Linked DNA regions of Homo sapiens: region 2 is linked to region 1. Evidence: read pairs that join two places in POLR2A ChIA-PET (ENCODE). Cell type or tissue: Caco-2. All regions are shown on one strand.

Evidence for each region. ChIA-PET counts read pairs that join two places held together with the same protein. Peaks named below come from ENCODE experiments on the same cell type or tissue, not always from the same donor. Only the 100,000 strongest peaks of a DNase experiment are listed, where the experiment ranks them.
Region 2: POLR2A ChIA-PET joins it to region 1 with 7 read pairs; 2 of 35 experiments call an interaction of 5 or more read pairs at or near these places.

What each region holds. Positions count from the first base shown.
Region 1 is chr19:44,813,851-44,816,350 of GRCh38, reverse strand. BCAM (basal cell adhesion molecule (Lutheran blood group)) reads right to left here. Exons shown (of 15, transcript NM_005581.5): 7 at 2,063-2,199; 8 at 1,591-1,747. Among named protein-coding and RNA genes, the nearest start is that of BCAM, 6.0 kb to the right of the region's middle. RefSeq lists an enhancer at 2,344-2,500. In Caco-2, no CTCF peak of the experiment used is centred here; no DNase peak of the experiment used is centred here.
Region 2 is chr19:44,932,922-44,935,421 of GRCh38, reverse strand. No RefSeq gene overlaps it. Among named protein-coding and RNA genes, the nearest start is that of APOC4, 8.1 kb to the left of the region's middle. In Caco-2, no CTCF peak of the experiment used is centred here; a DNase peak (open chromatin) is centred at 1,383.

The sequences.
Region 1 (2,500 bases):
GGGGCTGACTGAGGCCCTCTTTCTTTCTTTTATTTGTTTCTGAGATGGAGTCTCACTCTGTTGCCCAGGCTGGAGTGCAATGGCACGATCTCAGTTCACTGCAATCTCCGCTTCCTGGGTTCAAGCGATTCTCCTGCCTCAGGCTCCTGAGTGGCTGGGATTACAGGTGCATGCCACCACACCCGGCTAACTTTTAGTACAGAGGGGGTTTCACTATGTTGGCCAGGCTGGTCTCTAACTCCTGACCTCAGGTGATCCACCCACCTCGGCCTCCCAAAGTGTTGGGATTACAGGCATGAGCCACGGGGCCCGGCCTACTTTTTTATTTTTATTTTTCCTGAGACGGGGTCTTTCTCTGTCGCTCAGGCTGGAGTGCAGTGGCACAATCTTGGCTCACTGCAGTTTCAACCTTCCAGACTCAAGGGATCCTCCCACCTGGGCCTCCGAGTAGCTGGGACTACAGGTGTGTGCCACTATGCCTGGCTAATTTTTAATTTGTGTGTGTGTGTGTGCAAATGGGGTCTCCCTCTGTTGCCCAGGCTGGCCTCAAACTCCTAGGCTCATACAATCCTCCTGCCTCAGCCTCTCAAAGTGCTGGGATTATAGGCATGAACCACTGCACCCAGCCTGAGACCTTCCTTAGACTTCAGTCCAACTTCTCACCTTGCCAAATCTTGCTTCCTTTACCTCCCTAGACCCAAGAGGTGCGGAACCCAGGGTACTTCCCATAAACTTCTTGCCTGAAAACATCCAAGTCAGAATCTGCTTCTCAGGAAAGCAGACTGCAACACCTGCCACCTAAAATAATCCCCTCTCCTGCTCTCTCTCACTGGTGATATCACCTGTAGATACACTACTGTTACGAAAGGGCTTAGTTAGCATTTACCATCTGTCTCCCCTACTGAAATAACAGGGGTGGTCTGTCTTGTTCACAGATGTGTCCCCAGCATCTGGCGCAGGGTCTACCCCAGGAAGGGATATGTAAGAAGTGCCAAGGGAGAATACAGCCTTTCCCCAGGGCCTGGATGCGAATGAACTGAAAATCATTCTTAGAAGCCTGGGATTCAAGGGATTGGTGAGAAATAGACGGTAGGAAGGATGGGCAGTGAAGGTAGGAACCAGAGGAGCCTGGGGGGTGATGAGGAGATAGCCTTGACTGGGGAGAAGGATCAGCTAGCTAATGGTGGAACTGGCCAGGTGGACCTTGAAGGCCATGGTGAGACACCTGGGCTTCTCCCAAGGGTACTGGGGAGCCATGGCAGATTCTGAGCAGAGGAGGGTCAGGTCTGTGCTATGGAAAGAGCTCTCGACAAGATGCGGTGGCTCACTCCTGTAATCCCAGCACTTTGGGAGAGCAAGGCAGGAGGATCGCATGAGGAGTTCGAGACCAGCCTGGGCAACGTAGCCAGGTCCTGTCTCTGGGAAAAAAAAAAAAAAAAAAACAACCAAAAAAACCCCCAAGAAATGCAGAGAAAGGGTTGAAGGCAGAGTGTTTGGGATGACAGAGCAACTTCAGGGCTGTAGGGAGGAGGGCGCAGAGGCACTGATGCCAGGGCCCCTCCTGCCCGCCCGTTCACCCAGGGCTCTCACAGGCCACGCGCAGCTCCAGCGTCTTGGAGAGCTGCACGTCATCTGCCGCGTCGTAATCCTCCACTCTGCAGCCATAGGTCCCGCTCTGGCCCCGGGTCACTCCCTCCAGGGTCAAGTTCCCCTCGAGATTCACATTCAGCACTTCCTCCTGCTCATCCTGGGAGACGGGGGACGAGGAACCAGGCTCAGAAGCCACCCCGGTTCAGCGGGCTCATGCTAGGTCAGAAGCCACCAGGTTAGTGTCATGCTAAGCCAGAATCAGGGGTCAGGGGCCATCAAGTCAGGTGGCATGCTAAGTCCTGACTCTCTCAAATCAGGGGTCAGAGGTCCTTTTAGTTCGTGGGCCACCAGATCAGGTGGCTGCCTAAGCCATGGGGACTCCCAGGTCCCACATTAGAAGTTATGCAGGTTAGCAGGTCACAGAGGTCAGGGGCTGGGGGGTGGATCCCAGAGGGACCCTTGGGTGGGTCACCTGAAGGCGGAAAAGCGTATACTCCGGGCTGGGGCTGCCGTCCCCCCGGCAGAGCAGCTGGACAGTGTCACCCTCGCGTACCCAGCCTGCTGGGGTGGACGGGCTGCCCACCCAGAACTGCACGTGCTCCGTGGGATCTAAGGGAAGGGCAGGGAGATGGGAATTGTGATCAGGGGAAGGGTCAAGGCTAGAGGACAGGCGAGAGGTCAGCCCTGCATCCCAGGTGAGGGCTATGGCGGGTCAAAGGTTACGGGTCATAGGTTTCAAGCCTCAGGTTCACAATTATTCTGAGTGCCAGAGTTCAGAGGTTGAAATAAACTAAGAGTATAGGTCAAGAGTCAGAGGTCCGTATGGGCGATGGGTCAGTGTGAGACTTGGAGCCAGATGTCATGGGGGGACCCAATTCAGTGTGAGAAGGTGGAAAGCACCATTTAGTCA
Region 2 (2,500 bases), 120 kb before region 1:
ATTTTTTAATTTTTCGTAAAGATGGAGTTTCACCATGTTGGTCAGGTTGGTTTCGAACTCTTGAGCTCAAGTGATCTGCCCGCCTCGGACTCCCAAAGTGCTGGGATTACAGGCGTGAGCCACCGCGTCCTGCTAAATTTACCCTTTTAAAGTGTACAGTTCAATGGTTTTTCCTATATTGGCAAGGTTGCACAATCACCACTATCTAATTTGGAACATGGCTCACTGCAGCCTCAACCTCCCTGATTCAAAGCCATCCTCCTACCTCAGCCTCCCAAGTGGCTGGAACCACAAGTGTGCACCACCATGCCCAGCTAATTTTTTTTAGGAGGGATGGGGTCTTGCTATGTTGCCCAGGCTGGTCTTGAACCTCTGAGCTGAAGCAATCCTCCCATCTTGGCCTCTCAAAGGTTAGGATTACAGGAGTGTGCCACTATGTCTGGCAGGGGATGATTTTGGAAGAGAACTGGAGGAAGTGAGGAGGGAGCCAGGCAGATATCTGGACCCCTGGGGAAGAACATTCCAGGCAAGAGGAACAGTAACTGCAAGGGCCCTGAGGTGGGAACCTGCCCAGTACATTGGAGGAATAGCAAGGAGTTGCTTGTGAGTGATGGAGAGAGAGGGATGAGGCGATCGTGAACCGGGTAGTGTCCTGTTTGTAGGCCTTTGGTAAGTTCTTCTGGGTTTGCTCTGAGAGAATCAGGAGAGTTCTGAGCAGAGGAAGAGCATAATCTGACTTGAGGCTGGGCACGGTGGCTCATGCCTGTAACCCCAGCACTTTGGGAGGCCGAGGAGGGTAGATCGCTAGAGCTGGGCAGTTTGAGACCAGCCTGGGCAACATGGTGAAACCCCGTCTCTACTACAAATACAAAAATTAGCTGGGTGTGGTGACACACACACACCTGTAGTCCCAGCTAATTGGGAGGCTGAGCAGGAGAATCGCTTGAACCTGGGAGGCAGAGGTTGCAGTGGACTGAGATGGTGCCACTGTACTCCAGCCTGGGCAACAGAGTGAGACTCCGCCTCAAAAAACAAAAAAACAAAAAATCTGACTTGAGTTCTAACAGGCTGCTGAGTGAGAAGAAAGGAGAGTATAGGAGTTTGGAGGGTTGATTTTGGGGGAGAAGGGAATGCATTAACCCCAGAGAGTAATATTTATAATTTATTTATTCTCTTTCTTTCTTCTTTTTTTGGTAGAGACGGTGTCTCACCATGTTACCCAGGCTGGTCTTGAACTCCTGACCTCAACTGATCCTCCCATCTCAGCCTTCCAAAGTGCTGGGATTACAGGCATAAGACACTATGCCCAGGTTCAGGATTTCCTTTTTTTTTTTTTTTTTTCTCCTGAGACACAGTCTCACTCTGTCATCCAGGCTGGAATGCATGGCGCAATATTGGCTCACTGCAAGCTCTGCCTCCCGGGTTCACGCCATTCTCCTGCCTCAGCCTCCCGAATAGCTGGGACTATAGGCGCCCGCCACCATGCCCAGCTAATTTTTTGTATTTTTAGTAGAGACAGTGTTTCACCATGTTAGCCAGGATGGTCTCGATCTCCTGACCTTGTGATCCACCTGCCTCGGCCTCCCAAAGTGCTGGGATTACAGGCGTGAGTCACTGCGCTCGGCCCAGGATTTCCTTTTATGTTTTGAGATGGAGTCTTGCTCTGACGCCCAGGCTGGAGTGCAGTGGCATGATCTCAGCTCACTGCAGTCTCTACCTCCTGGTTCAAGCTATTCTCACGCCTCAGCCTCCCAAGTAGCTGGGATTACAGGCACACGCCACCATGCCTGGCTAATGTTTGCATTTTTAGTAGAGATAGGGTTTCACCATGTTGGACAGGATAGTCTCCAACTCCTGGCCTCGAGTGATCCTCCTGCCTTGGCATCCCAAAGTGCTGGGATTACAGGTGGGAGCCACCGAGCCTGGCTTCAGGAGTTCCTTTTTTTATTTTTTGAGATGGAGTTTTGTTCTTGTCGCCCAGGCTGGAGTGCAACGGCACGATCTCTGCTCAGTGCAGCCTCCGCCTCCTGGGTTCCAGTGATTCTCCTGCCTCAGCCTCTTGAGTAGCTGGGTTTACAGGCACCCGCCACCATGCCTGGCTGATTTTTTTTGTATTTTTAGTAGATACGGGGTTTCACCATGTTGGCCAGGATGGTCTCCAACTCCTGGCCTCAAGTGATCCTCCTGCCTCGACCTCCGAAAGTGCTGGGATAACATGTGTGAGCCACAGAGCCCGGCCTCAGGGTTTCCTTTTTAAGGATGCTTTACATTCCATTGCACGTATAGACCACATTTCCTTGACCCATTCATCTGTTGATAAACATTTAGGTTGTTTCCATATCTTGGGTATTAAGCAGACCTGCAGTGAACATGGGAGGGCAGGTATCTCTTCAAGGTCCTGATTTCAATTCTTTTGAATAAATACCCAGAAATGAGATTGCAGGATCATTTGGTAGTTCTATTTTTAATGTTTTGAGGAAACCCCATACTGTTTTCCACA